Regions from separate parts of the Homo sapiens genome. Here regions 2 and 3 are each linked to region 1. A link is a contact called in ENCODE Hi-C or POLR2A ChIA-PET data. All regions are on one chromosome and are shown on one strand. Each heading gives the region's core, a stretch centred on a gene start or an enhancer-like site at or near the end of the contact. The rest is flanking DNA. Distances are from core to core; before and after follow the strand shown.

What was found. Hi-C counts contacts between places; a loop is a spot of excess contacts on that map. ChIA-PET counts read pairs that join two places held with the same protein, here RNA polymerase II (POLR2A). Pooled maps may share reads with other maps.
Region 2: a pooled map shows a loop between it and region 1 (5-fold over the local background). The contact joins the promoter of SNHG17 here to the promoter of TGIF2 in region 1. A Hi-C loop is called at or near these places in 1 of 168 maps with a recorded cell type or tissue (HepG2) and 2 of 50 pooled maps. POLR2A ChIA-PET finds 5 or more read pairs at or near these places in 1 of 52 experiments (WTC11).
Region 3: a loop to region 1 is called in a pooled map, with 10 times the contacts of the local background. The contact joins the promoter of MMP24OS here to the promoter of TGIF2 in region 1. A Hi-C loop is called at or near these places in 5 of 50 pooled maps. POLR2A ChIA-PET finds 5 or more read pairs at or near these places in 2 of 52 experiments (A673 and HepG2).

The regions. Positions count from the first base shown.
Region 1 is chr20:36,571,693-36,575,251 of GRCh38, forward strand. It overlaps TGIF2 (TGFB induced factor homeobox 2), which reads left to right and starts at 1,905. Exons shown (of 3, transcript NM_021809.7): 1 at 1,905-2,053. TGIF2-RAB5IF (TGIF2-RAB5IF readthrough) reads left to right here and starts at 2,823. Exons shown (of 5, transcript NM_001199535.2): 1 at 2,823-2,943. DLGAP4-AS1 (DLGAP4 antisense RNA 1) reads right to left here and starts at 1,583. Exons shown (of 5, transcript NR_109939.1): 1 at 1,220-1,583. RefSeq lists enhancers at 1-403, 1,022-1,081 and silencers at 1,582-1,901, 1,932-2,021, 2,092-2,261.
Region 2 is chr20:38,433,474-38,437,032 of GRCh38, forward strand. SNHG17 (small nucleolar RNA host gene 17) reads right to left here and starts at 1,855. Exons shown (of 8, transcript NR_185934.1): 1 at 1,554-1,855; 2 at 1,031-1,153. It overlaps LOC124904958, which reads left to right. Exons shown (of 3, transcript XM_047440636.1): 2 at 990-1,132; 3 at 1,369-3,243. The coding sequence ends at 2,015. SNORA71D (small nucleolar RNA, H/ACA box 71D) reads right to left here and starts at 526; the gene lies at 389-526. RefSeq lists enhancers at 248-327, 1,608-1,897, 1,918-1,977.
Region 3 is chr20:35,276,601-35,280,159 of GRCh38, forward strand. MMP24OS (MMP24 opposite strand) reads right to left here and starts at 1,522. Exons shown (of 2, transcript NM_001355003.2): 1 at 1,409-1,522; 2 at 1-1,332. The coding sequence starts at 1,329. The coding sequence ends at 1,114. It overlaps MMP24-AS1-EDEM2 (MMP24-AS1-EDEM2 readthrough), which reads right to left and starts at 1,522. Exons shown (of 15, transcript NM_001355008.2): 1 at 1,446-1,522. It overlaps MMP24 (matrix metallopeptidase 24), which reads left to right. Exons shown (of 9, transcript NM_006690.4): 9 at 1-398. It overlaps EIF6 (eukaryotic translation initiation factor 6), which reads right to left. Exons shown (of 7, transcript NM_002212.4): 5 at 3,342-3,518; 6 at 2,966-3,147; 7 at 2,318-2,606. The coding sequence ends at 2,597. RefSeq lists enhancers at 1-65, 652-751, 872-1,041 and silencers at 1,172-1,391, 1,482-1,701.

The DNA.
Region 1 (3,559 bases), core at 655-3,154:
AAACTCTAATTGCACTTAGGCTTTATCTGTGAAGCTTGCTTACGTGCAAAATCTGACCGGCTACCAGCCTCCCTCCACCACTACCCCGTCCTCCAGGAGAGAGGAGGGGCTCCAGGTCTTTGTTATGCAGCTCTCAGGTGGAGGAGGAGGCAGCACTCCCCCGCTTCCATTTTCCCAACCACATCTAGCACCAGACTTGGGAAACACTCGTCTAAGGGGCTGCTGCAGGCACAATTTACGGTGCGGTCTCTTCCTCTAGCCCAGGCCCCCAGTGGCTTCCCCAGAAAGGGCAGAATGTGGCTCTTACGCATACAGGAGAAAAACGCCTAGTGCGGAGTTCAAGCTCAGCAGCCACTACCAGAGCCCCCTCTCCAGGCTCACCTGGTCGCACCCATTTCCCCCTGGGGCTCCCCTCTTCTGAAGGTCCCTGTCCCATACATTTCCTAGAGGCCAAGGCCCATTGGTTTTACATTTCTTACCTAAGGCAACCCAGACGTGGCTTTTTCTTTCACAGGGCCGTGGGGGGAGCACCACTTCCCCGGCCAAAAAAATTGTTTCTGACCCACACTCTGGGCCTTATTTTCCCTGTCTGTGAAATGGAGAGCAACAGGCAGTGCCACTGACATTTCACCCGCTGCCGTGAGGAGGTTTTTAACATTTGCAGGAAGTCTGGCTTCTATGGGGTGTCCAGGTGAAACCTTAACAATCTTTAATCAGCATTCTGATTGGCTTAAGGCTTGTTTGGAAAAAATTAAGAGTTTTGTTCCTAGAGTTCTCCATTGCTAAAGGGTAATTAAGTCCAAAAGCTGTTTTCAAAGCGATTTCCAAGCTCAAGGGCCCTAGATATCTGGACCTAGCCGTGTCCGGGTACAGGGCTGGGGGGCGTGGGGGGATGCCCTAAGAGGCTGGTTAACAGAAATATCACAGTATGTGGTACCCACAGCAGAGAGCAGGGAAGAATGTACTGACTGGGGTGGGGGAGGCCAAGGAAAACCTTCTGGAGTAGGGTGTAACTGGCAGAAGAGGAAAAAGAAACCAGACAGGAACTCCGGGAGCTCCTGGACTGATCGTTTAAGGCCGGGCACAAGGGGTAAGGGATCAGGCTTCACTATCGACCGACCTGGGCTGAATGATACCGGTTGACTGTGTGACAAAAGCAAATCAAGAACCTCTCTGCGGCTCATGAGTAAGCCAGAGACTTACATAGGACAACACATACCCTATCACCCGAGGATGAGACGGGATGACACACACGAAGTGCCCCGCACAGCGTCGTTGTAAAGCGTTGGCTGTTTTCACCTCTGGCCGCCCCCTGTGAGCCCGATCATGTGCTTTTTGGGCTTAGGTCGGAGGCGGCCTCCCAGATTCTACAGGCCATTGAGGTCGTAACAAGCGTCTCCATCAGAGCCTAGTCCTTAACTAGCTGCGGGTAAGTGCCCGGACTAAGTGGCCTCAGTTTCCCCTCGAAGCAACGGGACCAATCGCACCGCCGGCAGGACATCTTGTGCGGGGCGCGAAGTGACAAAAGTCAGGATTTGCAGAAGTTCCCACTCGGTAACGACCCCCACCCCGGCAAGGAGCACAGTAGGCGCTCCGGAAACGCCCTCCACGAGGAGGGCCGGGCCACTTCCTGCCCCCGAGCGGGCTCTCCCCGGCGGAGGCTCCCACCGCCGCTATGGGTAGGCCATGCAGCATTCCTGAGGGCGGGGTGGGCGCAGGAAGAAGGTGCCCGCGGCCCCGCCCCCTCCGGGCGCGCTGGGCGGGGCGAAGCCCCTCGGCGCCGACGGCCCGCCCCGCGGGGGGTGGGCGCAGCTCGTCGCGCTCCGCACAAAGTTTGTTTTCTCCCTCCGGGCGGGTGGGGGAGGGCGCAGAGGGCGCGGGGGGAGGAGAGGGGATCTGACGTCAGGCCGCGAGGTGCTTTCCAGCCGCGAGCTGTCAGGCCGAGTGTCAGGCCGGGCAGGTACGCGGCGCGCGCCCCCGGCGCCCCCCGCTCCCCGCCGGGACGCCCCGCGCCGAGCCGGAGGCCGCGTGGACCCGAAAGCCGCTGGGAAAAGTCAGTGCAGGGAGCAGCAGAGGGCCAGATGGGGGTGGGGGCGCGCGGACAACTTGGAAAGTTTCTTTTTCTCGGCCGGACGGGGAGGGGGCGTCGTCCTGGCGCGTGCGGTAGGGGGTGTGTGAGCTCGGGGGTGTTTGTGAGTCCCGACGGCCCCCGGGGGGTGTTTGTGAGTCCCGACGGCGCTGCGCTCCGGGGGCCGGTGGGGGACTGTTCCAGCCCCCGGGAGGAAGCCCGCTTGGGGCCCTGGTGGGGGGCCCAGCTTCATAGGATCCCACCCCAGGAGAGGGCCGATCCTGCACCGGACCTGAGTGAGCGCGCGGGGGGACGGATTTGTTTGGTTTCAAAAGTGCACGTTGCTAACCGCCAGCAGGGCCCCCCCGCCGCCGAGCCGGACAGGGGGCGGCCGAGAGTGACAGCTGGGGGTGGGGGCCGCGGGAAGGGCCCGGAGCGGGGGGGCCCTGGGGAGCCCGCGCGAGTTCCCCTTTCCTTTGGAACAAAGGAAAGTCTGTCTCCGAGGCATCTGTCACTCCCAGGCTGGCCAAGGAAGCGGGGCGCGTGGGGCCGGCGCCCCGGAGAAAGTTTGTTCGCGCCGGGACCCTCGGGCAGGCCGAAGGTGATCCAAGCCTCCCGCGGGAGAAGCGCGTAGTCTCCGGGGCAGGGGGCGGCCAACATGGAGTCTGGGCGCAGGGCTGGGGGGGGGGGGGCGGCGCGGAGGTGGGAGCCCAGCCCCCTCCCCTCCCTTCCCCTCCCCTCCCCCTCCGGGCCCAGTTCGGAGCACAAAGCCGAGCGCGCACGCTCCGCCGTCCCCGCGCCCCGAAGAGTCGGCCAGCCCCGAACTGCCGGAGTAGGGGTGGGAACCAAACTTTTTCCTGCCCCGGGACAGACACGTGAGTTTTCTTTCTTCCAGAGCCCCCGTCCCACCGGGATGGCGGGCCCGCGCGGGAGCTGGTGCGCGGAGTCGGCCCGGGGTGTGGGGACTGTGGGGTGCAAGCGCCCCGAGCGCCGGACGATTCCTCGCCGACCCAGGAGCCATGTGCTCCGACTCGGTCTGGGCCGCGGGGGAGGTTGCGCGCTTTGTCTGAACTGCTGGGAATGCGGGCGTGAGTGCGCGGCCCGGGGGAGTGTCGGGACCAGCTAGGGGAGTTGTCAGAAAGTTCGTGCGGGAGTGGCTGCAGGTGGCGTCGTGGGAGTCTGTAGGAGGGTGTACGGGATGTTGTGTCGAGGGGTTGCTGCCACAGGTCACTGAGGGTAGAACTGATTGTTAGTGTGATGACGCCTGGAGTTTTCCCTGTCGGAGAGATCGGGGGTGGCCGGGTCGGTTGGAGTTCGTGGGTGGGCGGGTACAGAAGTTGGGCTAGTTGTGTGGGTCACAGTTGTTCGTGCTAGGCCTGGGGTCTGTAAGCTGTGCGTGTGCGTGCTGTATGCGTCGGTGAAAACCCTAGGGTTTGTAAGGCTTGAGCGATGGGTCCGGGCCAGTTATCCTAGCGCTGTTGGTTAATTGCC
Region 2 (3,559 bases), core at 605-3,104, 1.9 Mb after region 1:
TCTGTCCCAGCTATTTGGGAGGCTGAGGTGCGAGGATCACTTGAGTACAGGAGTTCAAGCTATGATCACGCCACTGCACACTGCACCTCAGCCTGGACAACAGAGTGAGATCCTGTCTCTAAAAAAATACAATAAAATATTAAACAAAACTCAAGACACTGTCCTCAAGGTCACAATAGAGAGAGGCAAAGACAATCAAGCCAGTAATTGCCACAGGGTGTGACTAGTGGGGGCTGCAGCTGTGGTTTCACCACCAATCCTGAGGCAGGGACTCACCCCTCATAGACCCTGGTGAACGCCTCATGGAACCCTGCACTGAGCCTTGCACAGGGAGCACTCACTAATAAGACACCAAGTGCCAGGAGGCATTTGAAAGATGGTGAGAAGGAGGTGTGAGAAAGCTCCAGAGTTTGAAAGGGACAGGAGCGGACCCTCCAAACACGGGGAAGCACTTTCCGCGATTTCTCTCCCTGCACTATCAATGACCAGGGCACAGGCAGCCCACGATCACTTTCGAATACAGGTGCAAAAAAGGGCAGGTGAGCCCACGTCAGCGTGTTAGCTGCCAGATCTCCAGAGGGAGGCTCACCCCCCAGGGAAGAGAAGGGTACCCAGGACCCTGAGAGCCATCATCACTTCACAGGCAGATTCCATCTGTCCCCACCCAGAGTCCACAGGAAAACAGACTTCTGGTAAAAATGCCTCGGCTGTACATTCAGCCCACCAGTTCTGAGTATCTACACGTGGACAGGCACCGTGGGTTCAAAATCAAGAAAAACAGCCAAGGCCTCTGCCCTCAGAGAGCCTTTGCAGTTTCCCTACTTTACAGAAAGTCAACCTCAGGGGAATGAAGGAACTTAGCTAGCATGTGACCCCAAGCGCAGCCCGTCTCCTAAGTCACGCTTTGCTCTGCACCCGCTTTGCCAGACAGTTCTCAGAACTCAGAACTGGCTGAGCTCATTGACTGTCCCCTCTACTGCGTCCCACAGAAGGGTCCTTCCCCAAGGTGCGCAGAAGCAGCGGCACTTACCCAGGGGCATTCTCACCCCGCGGACAGTGGAAGCCCCTCAGGGGGTGCAGATCAGAGTGCTGCAGGAGAGAGAGGGCGCTGGCTGGTGCGAAGCCGTCCGAGGTGCAGCACAGCCCACAAGGCCTAGGCAAGGAAAAAGCACGGGGAGGGGGCTTTAGTACAAGGCCCGGGGACAGAAGTCCAGACTCTGCCCCACTGGAGTGCTGGCAGCGTCTTCCATTTAAACCACAGCTAACTGGTCTGTAAAATGAAGGTTCTAACACCTACTTTTAAAAGTTATTGAGGGGAAAACGAGTTAACGGTCTCAAGGACGTGGCACAATGACTGGCACTTTGTAGGCAACAGTCAAGTGGCTTTGGAGGCTTCCAATGCCAGGAGTCGGGGGCGGGCAGCTAAAGTCGCCGAGCCCTGTTTCCCGCCATCCAGGGGCACTAAGCCTCCCCGCAGAGTAGCTGCGCGGACAGGGGGTCTGACGACCGCACGTGGCCCGCTCAGCACTGCCGCGGCCAAGGGCGCGACTCACCTGCCAGTGTCTTTCCCGAGGACACGCGAATCCTGGGGGGCTCACTCCGGCAAAGAGGACGAGACACTGCACCAAGGACAGGGCCTGACCTCTCTGGCCGCCTTCCCCGGGGCCTCAGTTTCCCCCGATGGTGAGAGTGGAGCCGACCATGCGCCCTGCTGTGGACTCACCCGGCGCCCTGGCGTCGAGTGGCGGCGGAGACCTGACAGACAGCGTGGGAAAAATCAAGATGTCTGCAGATTTCGAGAGATGGGGTGCGGTGGCGTGCGATGGCGAAGGACGGCGAGGGACGGCGAAGGACTGAGGCCACACGACAAGGAAGCTACGCTCGTTTCGCGCCGGCGGAAATACAGACGAGAGCGCGAGCTGCGGCCTAGAGCGGTAGGAACCGACGCGAGCAGTCCTGCAGCGTCCCCTGGCGGAGCGGAGGCTCAACGCCAGACTCTGGAGGACTTGGGATAATTTTCGAAAACTATCTGGAAGTTTAGAAGTAAACTTCTCCCACTTGCTTTGCTTTTCTGTTTGTTCTGAAGATGTTCCTTGGTCACTGATTCATTATTAATCTGTAGGAATGGCCAATTTTCCATGATAGGAGCTGTTACTACGATGAGGGGACTGTGCTTAGTTTGGACTTCTTTCTGCAAGGGTCCAAAGGCATCTGTCTTTGATTCACCACTGTACTCAGTACCTAGTTCAGTGACTAGCACAGTTGAATGAATGAATTCTACCCCCGCCCCATTCCTTTTTTTCTGAACAATGTCAGACCGAGATGACTGAGTCATGGCCTGAGACTGGAATGTGAGCGTGAGAAGATGAGCCAAGAGAGATGCACAGCGGGTAACTGCTTTGCTAAACTCCAGCCTCAAAGTACACGGGATGGAGGGTGGAAAGAGTCTCTGAAGCAGAAGAGACCTGACCAGACTGGCATCTGAGGAACCTGATCAGATTTGCACAGTGACAGAGACTGTAGACAGATGTCCCATGTTCCCTGCAACATACTGGAGACAATCTTGGGAGGGGACTCATGGCCCACAAATCCTCATAAGCATTGGCACTGCCTGCACCCTGGGCAGGATGTGCCTCTTCGGCCTGAGACAGCCCTGCTACTGACTCTGCCCATGTTCTGGAGTGCAAGCAGCCCACCCTTGGGCCTGATGAGGAGCCCACGCCCCACCCTCCGCCCCGCTCCAGTCAGATTCTTGGTACTCAATAGGTCAGAAGGACAAGAAAATCCAGTCCTGATCTATGCAACCATGAGGGAAATGGGGGTCCCTGAGGTGAGATCTGCTCCATATTTTGTACCTGGGAGAGGCCCATGGGATTCCCAGACTGTGAGAACACTGGGAGTCTCTGTGATGGGGAGGGGCTGTGGGATGCTGCTATGGTTTGGCTGTGACCCCACCTAAATCTCATCTGGAACTGTACTTCCCATAATTCCCACCTGTCGTGGGAGGTAATGGAATCATGGGGGTGGTTACCCCCATGCTGCGGTTCTTCTGATAGTGAGTGAGTTCTCATGAGACCTGATGGTTTTATAAGGGGCTTTACCCACTTTTGCTCTATACTTCTCCTTGCTGCCACCATGTGAAGAAAGACATGTTTGCTTCCACTTCCGCCATGATTGTAAGTTTCCTGAGGCCTCCACAGCCATGCTGAACTGTGAGTCAATTAAACCTCTTTCCTTCATGAATTACCCAGTCTCAGGCAGTTCTTTATAACAGTGTGAGGATGGACTAATACAGATGCTGTGGCTGAGAGGACACTGGGCAGGGTGGTCAGGTGTGCCCACTTGTGGCCACACAGCCCTGGTGTCCTCTTCTGCCTCCCACTCTTGCTGTTACTCTCCATGTGACTTTGGCTAAGTGACCTAACTTCTCCGCCCCGCCTCAGTTTCCAGTTATGGAAAATAGGCAGTCATAGTTCCCTGCTCATAGCGTTGCTGTGAGAATTAAATGGAATGATTTATATCAAGACCGTAGCACAGAACAAATATCCAAGGCCTAGTA
Region 3 (3,559 bases), core at 272-2,771, 1.3 Mb before region 1:
CCTGGTCCCTGTCCACTCCTCAGGTTGGTGCTCTCACTTCTTGAAAGCTCTAGGCACCCCCGCCTCCCGCCAGGCTCCCCATTGGCTCCTGGCAGGCCAGCTGAGAATGAACAGGAGATGGAGGCAGGCAGCCCAGGCTGCAGAGGTGAGGGATGTGGGGCCAGGCCCAGAGGGCTCAGCCTAGAGGCTTCCAATCTCAGATTCTCCTGCCTGTGGTCATCTGTTTGTCCATCACCCCAGGACAGGGCAGACAGAGGGGCAAAGCACTGGGGGCCCCAGAGCCTAGCTTCCCCTCAGCCTGGGGGACATCACAGCATTTCAGTGTCAGTCACATTTTAAACTGATCAGCCTTTGTATAATGTTTTTTAAATCATTTCTAAATAAAACAGAAATACAGAGTGTGTCATTTCCCTGGGATGAGGGAACAAAGATCAGGTTCCAAGAGTAACCTTAGGACGCTCTGGGAAGAGAACCGGGTCCTTTGGGGTGTCTGGGAGCTGCCCACCCATCTCCTCTGCCAGACCGGCGGTCAGATAGCCTCCCTCTACAACAGGCTGGCCCTGGGGGCCCAGGGTTATTGGGGTTCCAGGAACACAGCCTGATGATGCCTCCTTACGATCCAGGATGGAGAGCAGCCCCCCCAGGAGTATGGGGAGGGTCACTGTGGCACGGGCTTCTCCATGACCTGGGACATGACCTGGGACACATAGTCAAGAGCACGGTTATCAGCAATACAGATATTAATAAAAGGCAGACGAAGTCAGGAGGTCAGCAACTTTGCGGGCTTACCAGGAGGCCTGTCCTGCCTCTGGAAGCCAGCGACAGAGAGGGATGCCCCCGACCCAGCCAGCCGGAGAAAGGGATGGGGTGGTCACGAAGGTCTGAGCTGGGTCTGGGTGTAGGCTGGGAAGCAGGCTGGGGTGTAGACTGCGAAGGCGGCCCTGCCGGGACTTCTTTCCAGTCCCCGGCGACCTCTTCGAATTCTCTGCTATCTCTGGGGAGCCTCGGGTGGGAGGGGGTGTAAGAGACGCAGGGACGTGGGGAGAGGAGACAAGGCAGGCAAGAACCACAGGGGACGGCGGACAGACGGGCGACATCCTGCGGAGGACGCCGTCAGTACCAGGAAGTGCAGGCGATGAGGAAGCGCACGTCGTCCAGCGGCCCCCACGGGCTGGGCTCGGGCTGGGGCTGGGGCTGGGGCTGGGGCTGGGGCTGGGGCGGATGCCGGGGCTGTTCCGGGCCCTCCGGCGCCGCAGGCTGGGGCTGGGGCTGGGGCTGGGTTTGCGCAGGCTCCGGGGCGCCGCGGCCGCCGCTTAGCTGAGCCCCCATGGTCTGCAAGAAGAGAAGCCCTTTAAGGTCTGGGTCGCCGGGACACCCCGCTAGGGCCCCGCCCCGGCTCTGCCCTCACCTCTCGCAGCCAGACCCGCGGGTCTCCCGGAACCCACCTCGGCGTCGGGAGGAGCTGGCGCCGTGACGCCACCACCGCGTACCGACCTCACCCTCCGTGCGTTGGAGCGGAAAGAAGGGACTCGACCCTGTGCTTCGGGGCGGGGCTCCGCGACCGTCCCCCGCCAATCCCGCCCCAGCGCCTCAAGGCCCCGCCCCGCGCAAGGGGACGGAATGCACCCCAACAGCCTCCAAGACGCCCAGGCCAGGAGGACGCTGGGAACCCGCTGCCCCGCCCCACGCCCACCCAGGAAAAGACCTGCAACCTCCATCCACCTTAGTCAAAGAATGCCCCGAAGCCAGATGCCCCAGAGCTCTCACAGGGGACTTGCCCAGCTCAGGGGAAAATCGGAACGGACTCTCTGCCTTTCAAGGCCAGAGAAGACCGGCGCAGAAGTCGGGTGAAAACTGTGAGAACTAGACCGGGCGCCGTGGCTCACGCCTGTAATCCCAACACTTTGGGAGGCCGAGGCGGTGGGTCGCTTGAGTTCAGGAGTATAAACCAGCCTGGGCAACACAGTGACTTCGTTTCTACAAAAAAATAAACGAGGCGAGAGGATCGCTTGAGCCCAACAGGTCAAGGCTACAGTGAGCCATCCTTGCGTCACAACACTCCAGCCTGGGTGACAGAGGGAGACACTGCCTCAAAAAGAAAAAAGAAAAAAGGAGAACTGTAGTGGAGAGTGTTTCTTGCCCCAGGATGAAGCCTCACATCCTGATGGTAGAGGAGAAGGGAATGGCGTGTGTGGAGGTGGTGAACTGGGTTGGGTGTGTGTTGTGTTCATCCCACCCTATCTTCCCAGAATGCTGGAACAACTGGAGAGTGCAGGGATTGTACACAGGCTGAGGGCCCCAAACATCACATTCAGAATGGCCCGGAGGGAACTGCACTTTAATGGGGTGGCACAGGACAGCAGAACCCTCAGCCAGCAGCCACAGGGCCTGCCAGCCAGCACAACAGAGCAGGTTTTTGCAGTAATGATAGATCCAGGCGATAAGCACAGGTGGAAAAGGGTTGGGTGCCCAGCCCCTCAGTCCCAGTGAGCTCTCTGCCACCTCCCTGCCAGCATCCGGTACAGATTGGGCGGAATGTGGAGAAGGTTGGCCACAGTCCAGAGCCAGGAGCCCATGGAACAACTTGGAAGGTGACTCAGGTGAGGCTGAAGAGAAAGGAAAGCGCACGGTCAGTAGCTGTTTCACAGAGCCCACCTCACTCTCAAGTGAGGTGCCTGCCTCAGCCCTCATCCCGGGACCAGCTCTGACAAGCTGCTCAAGCAGCTACTGCTCTAGTATCCTAGCCCTGAAAAACCACAAAGATGAGGATTAGCAGATGCTCAAGAAATATTTTTTGAATATGCTGGCTCTTATCTGCTCAGCAGTGTACAGATATGCTCTCACACTCGAGAAGCTACCAGAACAAACTGGTAGGCTCCCATTCTAGATGACATCTTTTCCCCATACTCTCAAAATGCAAGTTAACCCCCAACCCTGAGCAGAAGAAAGGAGAGGCCCCAGGTACCTGTCAATGAGGGAATCCCGCATGCTGGTGGCAATGGTGCTAGGCTGGGCTTCATTCAGCTTGAAGACACTCTCCACCACTGACAGCTCTGTGCTGGTTGTGTCCAGGCCACAGAAGGCACACCAGTCATTCACCACCATCCCAGCAGCAATCACCTCACTGCCTCGGTTCACAGTCCCCGCCTGCCAAGGGATGGGCTCAATGTGAGTCACGGCACCAAATTCTCTCCCTCCTCAATGAAGACTCTCCCCAAACCCTGCTCCTCCCTGACCTGCAGCCCCAGTCCCAAACTGTGGCAGGTAATGACCCAGACTCCCAAACACTAGGCAAAAGGATCTGCCTCGGGAGACGGGGTTCAGAGGACAGGAATGCTTACCACAAGGGGGACTTGAAGAAGAGAGGACAGCTCATCCTGGTCTTCAATTGAAGTCTTGGGATGCACCAGCCCTCCCTGATTGCTGAAGACACAGTAGCTTCCTACTAGCACCTGGTCGGCCACTGTCTGTCTGAAGACTTCCACCTTGAGCACATCTGCCAGAATTTCTTCTGTCTCCTGTCAATCAAAGATATTGTGTTCAGGGCTCAGAACTTACA